2 separate regions of the Homo sapiens genome follow, and region 2 is linked to region 1. A link is a contact called in ENCODE Hi-C or POLR2A ChIA-PET data. All regions are on one chromosome and are shown on one strand. The core of a region is the stretch at or near the end of the contact, and the rest is flanking DNA. Distances in the headings are between cores, read along the strand shown.

Region 1 (4,531 bases), core at 1,165-3,664:
TAGGAGGCATTCAGTAAATAGTTCCCAATTTAAATGAACTTTGATATGGGGGTCTTTCTTAACACTTTCAAGAATGGTTGTGGGTAAGATGATTGGTAATAACTGAGAACCAAAACTGCTAGTAATGGGTTAAGGCAGTGCCAGATGCTGCAAGAGGTAAACCCAGAATCTCAGTGGCTTAATACAATACACATTAATTTCTCACTCAGCGACAATCCAGTGAAAGTGGTGGGTGGCTGTCCACACAGTATTTTGGGTCCCAGGTTTCTTCCATTTTCAACATGTGGCTTCCAAGGTCATTATGGAAGAAGGAAGGAGTAAAGAGGGCTCACTTATTTTCTCATCACATTCTCACCAATGATAGTGGAAGTGACTTGGGCGTCACTTCCACTATCATTGGTGAGAATGAGTCACATGACCACATAGGTGCAAAGGAGGCTGCAAAATGTAGTTCCTGGCTGGCTAGCCCTTCCCAGCCACAGCCCTAAAGGGAGCATCCCAGTGTTTGGAGGACAGCCACCCTTCTGGAATTACAACCCCCTTCAGCTGTCCTTCCCCAAAGGCTGAGGAGACACAGGCTAACTCTGGGAAAATGTCAGACCCCAAATGAAGACCAGGACCCTGCTTCTGAGGACAAATGACATAAATCATTGACCTGGGCTTCACTTTCTCCAATTGTATAATATAAGTCCTGCTAAACCAAGTTAAGGGAATTAAAGGGACTGAGGGTCTCACATGTAGGTGGAGCTGAGTTGATTCTCCCACCAGCTGTGTAACATTGGGCAGGTTTCTTAGACTTTCTGAGTCCTTGTACAAATTCTCCCTGACTTGCAATGAGGATCAGCAAGACACTTCTGGCCTATAGTCAGCCCCCAGTGAATGTGAGCTGCTGATGTTACTATCCAGGTCATCACTTCATTCATTACAACATTGGAAAGTGACACAGAATTTTTCTCAGCCACTTTGCCAATCAGGGACCTCCACGGCCGGCAACGCCCCCCCACTGCCCAGGCCTTGCTCAGCCCCAGGCCTACCACTAGAGGCACCCTGCCCACTCGGCCTGCTTGCGTTATAGCTTGTACCCACATTTGGTGGTTCTGGAACTCTTGTCCTGTGTCCAAGAAGAATGAGGATATGCTGACAATTCAAAGGGTGAGGATGGGTGGAGAAGAATTTTATTGAACAATGGAACAGCTCTAGTGGAGAGGCGATGCAGCGGGGGGCTTTCTCTCCCCCGAAGTCGGGTGGTTTCTCTCCTAGTGTGGCTGGGTCCAGGGCTTTTTATGGACTCACAATGGTGAGTGCATGCCAATTGATTTAGGAGTATGCAAAAAAGGTTAAAGTAAAGACACCACTCAAAGGTGGGCACAACAGTGTAGAAAACCAATTAGGAAAGGGTAGGTAAGTGTAGAATAGGTTAAGGGTGGGGATCAATCAGAGGAAAGCACACCAGACTGGAAGACAGGTTCTCAATCTGGTCCATGGATTTGACTTGTAGCTTGGCTTTCAGGCTTTAAACTGTCTTCAGCTTGGAGGTGAGGTTTCACCGGGGACCTGCCCCTATTTGTCTCCTGCTGCTATCAAAAGTAAAGGTCCTGGCTTAGGTTTAAGGCAAAATGAATAGAACTGATATCATCATGTTTTTGTCATCAGCATTTCCCATCACCCTCTGAGACAATCAGAGAAGCTCATTTGAGTCGAGTAGCTGGTGGAGGGAGGAAGAGAATATGAAAGAGGCCCCCCTCTCGGAACTGGGCACCACTCATACCGGAAAACCAGGATTTATGGAGCTTATTTCTTGTCTGTCTCTGGAAAGAGGTACTAGAGTCCCGTGCTGTAGCCAGTCGCTGGGAATCGGCTAAAAAGCAAGGCTTGGTCATGACCGCCCCCAGCTCCACCTCCTGCTGTCGGGGTCTTCCCTCAACATAAAGCCTGCCTCGCTACCATCATTGAGGGTTTGGAGTTCAGGCCTTTGAGGGATCATTTGTTTCTTGAGCTCAGTCTTCAGAAACCTCTGGTGCTTTTGAATTTCCCCTCCGCTAGGGAAGGATGGATTGGCACCCTGCCCTCACCCCACACCCCTCCTAGCTGTCACTATGTAGTATTTTAATTTATTGGTCCTGGCTATTCATTTGTCTTGTTAATTTTTTGCCTGCCCTCTACCTTAGCTAATCAGTTGGCCTCTTTGGGGGGCCTCTGATCACCCACCCCCAACTGGGGCTGGGGGCAGGGATAGGGGATGTGGTGGCCTTGATGTCTTTGAGGAAACCAAGCTGTGTGGGGGAGGGTCACTGGGAAAGTTCAGAAAGGAATGCTTCCCTAGGAGGGGCATTGGCCATTCTGCCCTAACCGAATACCTCTGGGGCAGTCAGGGCCACCCTGTGACCTCCAAACAAAGCTGGGGCCTTGTCTAGGGCTGTGGGAAGCCAGACAGGACAATGGGAGGAAGGAGAAAGCAGGGAGATAAAGCCAGGGGCCCACGGGCCTGTGCCTGGGATTCCAGAGGCCGGCTCCTCACATCCCAGCCGCGGAGGCCTTCAGAGTAAACACACTGGGCTTCCTGGCTCACAGGGCCAGTGCTGGGTTTTAATTGTGGCTGTTATTGTTGAGATAATTGTTCAATTTTGGGAGAAGCCGGAGAAAGGAGAGACTGTGTGTCTGATGCTTCTGCGGGGATGATGCTCTCATTCATTCATTCACTCATGCTACAGATGTTGACTGGCACCAGCCAAAGGCTTCGCTTGGGGCTGAGAATGTAAAAATCAACATCAGCTCATCCTTGTCCTCCCTACACCCTTCTCTGGTCCTAGACACAGACACTAAACCCATCCTCCCAGTTCAGTGTGGTCAGACAACAATAGGGGCATGAAGCTGTGCCAGTGCTGGAGCTTTACCTTCCTTTTATAGGGTGCTAGGTCAGAGCCCCCTCCCACCACCCCCCACCACCCCGAACTCGGGGAGGAGTTCTGACCTGAGTGCTCCTGCTGACTCCTGAATATCAAAGGAGGGCAGAGCTCCCTTTTGATCTCTTCTCTTGACTCCAAACTGAAGGACACGTAGAAGGCAACATGTTAGAGCCTGATGTTTATCCAGCACCTTCCATGTGTCAGAAACTGTGTGAGAGCTTTTGCAGATCACCTCAGCGCAGCCAAGAACGGAGGGCTGACTTTTTCCCCATTTCACAAATGAGAAGACTGAGGCCCCACCAGGTTGAGTAAATGGCTCAGTTCACATTATTAGGAAATGGGCAGCCTGGGTGGGAGCCCCGGTCAGTCTGACTCCAGTGCTCTCAAGCTTCTCCCTGGGTCCTGCCACCTTCTGCAGTGTGCGCCCCGATTCACTGGTGGGCTCTCAGGCTCCAGCAGAGGCTGAACCTCTCCTAGAACAAGGCTGGTCTTGCCTGACTTGATGCATCCCAGCGGGACCCCTCCTGTGTGAAGTCTCCTGACAGACTCGAGCTGGAAACAGGAGTCAGGGGCCATGCAGCTATCTCCTTACAGGTTTCAGGGATGTTGCCGTCTCAGCATTTGAACCTGATGGAAATGTTGAAGCGGGGGTTGGCTGGGTTTTGTACACCCAGGGCCTGTTTTCTTAGACAAGGCCATTTCACGGATCCTCAGACGTCCCCAGTTCACAACAGAGACCCTGGTGGGCTTGTTTCTCCATGAGTGTGTTTAGGGTTGGATGCTCGCTCTGTCTACTGTCTACAGGCCTTACAGGACATGCAAGGCAAGGCAGCCTCGAAAACCAGGGTGTGGGTCCCCACTCTGTCCTCTTTCTGACTGTGGGCCTCAGGCTGGGAGCTTCTCCTCTCTCAGCCTGCATTTCCCATCATTACAATGAAACAAGGATAAGATCTACCTTACAAGGCTGGAGGAAAGATAGTGGGAGATAGGGGCCACACTCTTACACCACACACAAAGTGAGGGGGCCATCGCAGAAAGGAAGGCTTTCCAGCAACAGGCAAGGCTAAAAGAAGGGCCGGACGTGGTGGCTTACGCCTGTAATCCCAGCACTTTGGGAGGCTGAGGTGGGCGGATCACCTGAGATTAGGAGTTCAAGACCAGCCTGACCAACATGGAGAAACCCCGTCTCTACTAAAAATACAAAAATTAGGCTGGGCATTGTGGTGCATGCCTGTAATCCCAGCTACTTGGGAGGCTGAGGCAGGAGAATCACTTGAACCCAGGAGGCAGAGGTTACACTGAGTCGAGATGGCGCCATTGCACTCCAGCCTGGGCAACAAGAGCGAGAAACTCTGTCTCAAAAAAGAAAAGAAAAAAGTTTGCATTTGCCTGTACATGAAGGGTGGATATTTTTGGATCATCGTCTGTATGTCTATCGCCGGCAGGTACCACTGATATTAGCACCTAAGCTTGCTGTGTGCCAGGCACTGCTCTCAGGGTTTTACCTGGCTCATCTTGTCTCACCTGGTTTAGAGATAAAGAAACTGATGCACAGCATGTTTAAGTCACTTGCCCAAAGTCACACAGCTAATAGGTGGTAGAGCCAGGATTTGAAACCAGAAATG
Region 2 (4,531 bases), core at 1,281-3,780, 87 kb after region 1:
CACTTGCCTAGGGTCACACAACTAATAAGTGGCACAGCTCTCTCTCTAGACTACGCTGCCTCTTTCCAAAGATAAATAAGGCATAGAGAGCCCATGTTGATGGAGACATAAATAAGAAATCTTTTGAGCTATGGATTTGAGAGTGGGGAGCCCACTCTCAAGTTGGAACCTCACTGAGAGTCCCATGGGGGACAATGACGATGACTTGGTCTGTGTCTTCCCAGCCCCTAGCATGGGTGGTGCAAACACAGCATAGGGCTGACTCAGAGCATGTTCATGGACCTTTGTTTAGGGTGTTGAGGCTGGAGTCAGGGGGCCTGCGACCAAACTCTGACTCTGCCATGAACTTGCTGTGTGACCTTCAGCAAGTTGTTGGTTCCCTCTGTATGGAATCAGAGGGTTGGACTAGATGACCTCCTAATCCTACAGGTCTGACATTTCAAGAGAAGATAAAATTGGCAAATAGCCTTTATGTGATACAGCCCGAGGTGGGGCTTGGGTCGGAAATTGGATTTAGAGGATGCGTGTTGCACTTAAGGTCACGGCAGCTAGAAAAATTAAAAGCAATTCAAGGTGCGGCTGGGACTCACTGGCTCTCGCCGCAGGTGAATTCCTGCCTGGCTCACCTAGTGCTTGATGCCTCTGACCCTGGGGCTGGCTCAGGGGAGTGGTGGGTCAGAAGTGCCTAACCTCCCTTTCTGCCTGTTTCTCCTCCCAACTCCTCCACTGGCCCGAGCAGCTGGGCGGGGCCTGCCTGCTGGCCATCGGCATCTGGGTCATGGTGGACCCCACCGGCTTCCGGGAGATCGTGGCTGCCAATCCTCTGCTCCTCACGGGCGCCTACATCCTCCTGGCCATGGGGGGCCTGCTCTTTCTGCTCGGCTTCCTGGGCTGCTGCGGGGCCGTCCGTGAGAACAAGTGTCTGCTGCTATTTGTGAGTACCCCAGCCCCCACCCCATCCATGGGTGCTCTGAGGGGTGTCAGGGATTGGCTGCAGACTCCCAGGCCCTGCCTGGCTTCCATTCAGACCAGTGCTTCCCAAACTGGGGCGGGCTGTCAAAGCAGAAGGGATCATGGAGATGAGCACGTCTGACCCCACTCATTTGGTAGTCAATGGTCCTGAAACCCTGAGACATTCAGCAACTTGCCCAGAGTCCCATGGAGTTGGCAGCAGAGGGGATGATACAGACGCTAGGTCAGGGCCCCTGCAGTGCCTCAGGCTGCCTCTTCCCATGCCTTTGGGACCTGTTTTCTCCCTGGGGTAGCCCTTCCTCTCTCCCACTTCATTTTGCTGCTTTCCTGCAGTCAATCCAGGACCCTTGGCTTAACACACACCTAGTCTGTGTCCGCATGCCAGGAAACTCAGAATAAGGTTTGTGCCACATAGGTCCACCTCCAGGGGTGGGGCGGTCCCCAGCCTTTTCCATCTGCCTTGGTGGCCCCAGCTTCCAGAGCCTGCTTTTGCAGTGGGCCCGTGCCTGCAGTGGGTGAGCTGGCCCAGATGGCGGGGGCCTTGGCATCCAGGTCTGAACAACCAGGTTTCTCCAAGGCATGGTCAGCTGAGAGCACTGACATTGACCTTGATGTTTTTCCACTTGCTTGCTATTAAAAACTCTAATATATAACTCCTTAGTAACATCGCTAAGATGCCTAGTGGATGAGGCCTTCCCCTTGTAGATATGCAATTCTGAAACGGTATGATATGGCCTCTGAAGGTTTCTTATTCATCAAGTAAGTAGCCCTTGAACTCCTATCATGCGCATGTAGTTCACTGGGTGCTGAAGATATGTCGGGGACCAGGAGTGATGGTCCCTTCCCTCACAGACAGGCACAGGGGAGGCAGCCGAGCCGTGCGGATGAGCTGGGCAGTGGGCAGGCCTGGTTTGAGGGTACTCCCTGCTCCATCCCCTAAGGGTGTGCCTCCCATCTAGTTCCCCAACCTCCCAGAGCAGCCATGTCTTCTTGTTAAACGAGGGGGCCGACCAGCTCAGCTATAGATCACAGCCAAACCAGACAAGCAGTGGGTCTTCTCGTTCTCGAGTCTCCTGGATTCCCATGGGTGGTGGCGCTTGGGGCCTCCGCCTGCTTTCCTGTGCTGGGTGGATGGGTCTTCTCTAAGAGGTCCTGGACTTGGAGAACTTCTGGGCTGAGCCCAGTCCCGCTACAGGGTAAGTTAAAAACAGCCCTGTTTAGAGAAGCGTGGGTGTGTCTGGGTAAGCTTGCGGATGCTCCTCATGGGCGAATTCGTGGGCGGAGTTAAATGACAGGGAGAACTGGGCTGGTTGGCTGGGGGGCTCCCTTGCAAGGTTCTGTAGATAAGCCAGCACCAGCAGTGCTGGGAGGAGAGACCTGGCACCATACCTCCTCCCCAGACGAGAGCACACTGCACGGCCCCATTTGTGTCCCGGTGAGATGCTCCCCATCCAAAGGAAGTGAAGTCAGCTGCGAAATGAGTGACAAGGAGCCTTGGGCCTATTTGTCCTTCAACAGCGCAAACACTGCAGACTTCATTTGAAGAGAAACAAAGAAAAACTTTGAGCGCCCCCTGGTGGACAATTCTCTACAGCTTGTCACGGTGCTCGCAGAAGTCTTGGCTGGGGAGCCCGAGGGGACTTTAAAAGGAGCTTGGATATGGGTCCCAGAACAGACCCAGCCTCCCTTTCCCCCTCCTCACCTCGGCCCCCAGGGACTCATTCATTGTTAATGGGCTCGGCTCTGAAGCCAAGACAGGAAGCCAGGCTGGTGTTCTTGGCTGGGAGCAGGCTGGAGCGGCTCTAGTCTCCTCCAGTAAGTGGCTGCCTGCAAACCTGCCAGCCGCCCCAGGACGTCCTCCCTCCCGTGCTATGCGAGGCAGGACTGAGGCCCAGGGGTAGGAGATGTGTCCACGATCCTCCCGAGAGAGGTGATCCTGGCTGCCAGGCTGGGGGCCCTTCGACAAGGCCTGATGGCAGATCCTTCCCCTTCCCCTCCCCACCCCCGCCTCTCTCCCTTTGTCCCCCTTCTTTCTGCCTATCTCTGTGTAGCTCCCTTTCCTCTCTGCCTCTGTCCTCCCCATCTCTGTCCTTTTTTTTTTCGAGACAGGGTCTCAGTCTGTGGCCCAAGCTGGTGTGCAGCAGTGTGATCTCAGCTCACTGCAGCCTCAACCTCCTAGCCTCAAGTGATCCTCCCACCTCAGCCCCCCGAGTAGCTGGGAACACAGGCACGTACTGTCACGCCCAGCTAATTTTTGTATTTTTTGTAGAAACAGGGTTTTACCATGTTGCTCAGGCTGGTCTTGAACTCCTGGGCTCAAATGATCCACCGCCTCGGCCTCTCAGAGTGTTGGGATTCCAGGCGGGCACCACACACTTGGCCTTGTCTTTCTCTTGATCTCTGTTTTTATTCCTACGCCCTTTCCTTGTCCCTGTCCTGATCTCTCCCTCCCCGTTTCCCTGTCTCTCTCTCCACTTCCCCTGCTTGCCCTCCCCTCTCTAGGGCCCCGCCCACACAAGCCTGAGGTCACAGTGTGGGTCAGAGGCAAAGGACGCTTGGATCAAGGTCTTCTGGCTCCCAGACCAGGGCTATCCACAGGCTCTGGATAGCCTGGAATGGACTCCAAAATTTACCTAAAATTATATGCAAAATGTTATGTTATGTCAGGTCCTGTGTATGTGTATTGTGTATACATGGATTGTGTGCATACTCATGTGTATGGGTACAGTGTGTATGTGCACGTGTGTTGTATGTGCATGTATGTTGTGTTCTATCGTGTGTGTTTGTGTGTACATGTGTGCATTGCTTTGTGCATATGTACACGTGCATGGGTGTTGTATGTGCATGGGTGTTATGCATGCATGGGTGTTATACGTGCATGGGCGTTACATGTGCATGGGTGTCATGTGTGCGTGGGTGCACATATATATGCATGTGCACATGTGCCTGTGTGTGCACATGTGTGTTGTGTGTGCATGTGTGTTGTGTGCATGGGGGTTGGGGGGGTTCTGTGAGTGTTTCCAGAGAAAGGCACCAAAGTTTCTGGAAGGTTTTCAAAAAGGTTTATGCCCTAAAAAATAAGAAAAACCACTTCTCCCTTCCCGGCTGAACCTGGACCTAACTGTGTGGTGGTTCCAACCGAAGAGGGCATGGAGCCTCACCCCTGGCAGCTTCTGGGATCCTTCTAGAAGCCTTTCACTGCTTTCTCAGCCTGTCAGAAAGGAGAGAAGGCTTGTCTTGAGAGGGGCCAAAAGAGTGACTTTAGTCAGCCCAGGAAACCTGGCTCAAAGGTTCACAAAGCAAGGAGGCCTTGAGATGGGGCTGACTGTCCCCTTCCCTCTGCTCTGAGACTGAAGTCCTACAGGACCTGGGGACAATCAGTCTAATGACCAGACCACCTAATGATCAATTTATCTATCTAAAGGTCCATTTCCCAAATACTCGTGTTGATCAGTATTACAGCACTCACATGCAATAGGACAATTTCAGCCTCCTATTGAAAATTTGTGGCATCCCTTTTTCTCATTTGCTTACCTTTGAGTATTTCAAGGATTTTTTT

The links. Hi-C counts contacts between places; a loop is a spot of excess contacts on that map. ChIA-PET counts read pairs that join two places held with the same protein, here RNA polymerase II (POLR2A). Pooled maps may share reads with other maps.
Region 2: a loop to region 1 is called in a map of CD8-positive, alpha-beta T cell, with 5 times the contacts of the local background. The contact joins two enhancer-like sites. A Hi-C loop is called at or near these places in 2 of 168 maps with a recorded cell type or tissue (CD8-positive, alpha-beta T cell and dorsolateral prefrontal cortex), 4 of 37 single-sample maps with no recorded cell type and 5 of 50 pooled maps. POLR2A ChIA-PET finds 5 or more read pairs at or near these places in 3 of 52 experiments (A549, WTC11 and endothelial cell of umbilical vein).

Annotation. Positions count from the first base shown.
Region 1 is chr11:44,822,162-44,826,692 of GRCh38, forward strand. All of the region lies in intron 2 of TSPAN18 (tetraspanin 18), which reads left to right. Among named protein-coding and RNA genes, the nearest start is that of TSPAN18-AS1, 88 kb to the left of the region's middle. RefSeq lists enhancers at 498-1,363, 1,364-2,228, 2,229-3,094 and a silencer at 1,837-2,131. Within about 2 kb of position 2,415, at least 2 of the 41 ENCODE cell types and tissues checked have a DNase peak (open chromatin) inside an H3K27ac peak, as active enhancers do.
Region 2 is chr11:44,908,966-44,913,496 of GRCh38, forward strand. TSPAN18 (tetraspanin 18) reads left to right here. Exons shown (of 10, transcript NM_130783.5): 5 at 740-934. Among named protein-coding and RNA genes, the nearest start is that of TP53I11, 40 kb to the right of the region's middle. RefSeq lists an enhancer at 2,042-2,898. Within about 2 kb of position 2,531, at least 4 of the 41 ENCODE cell types and tissues checked have a DNase peak (open chromatin) inside an H3K27ac peak, as active enhancers do.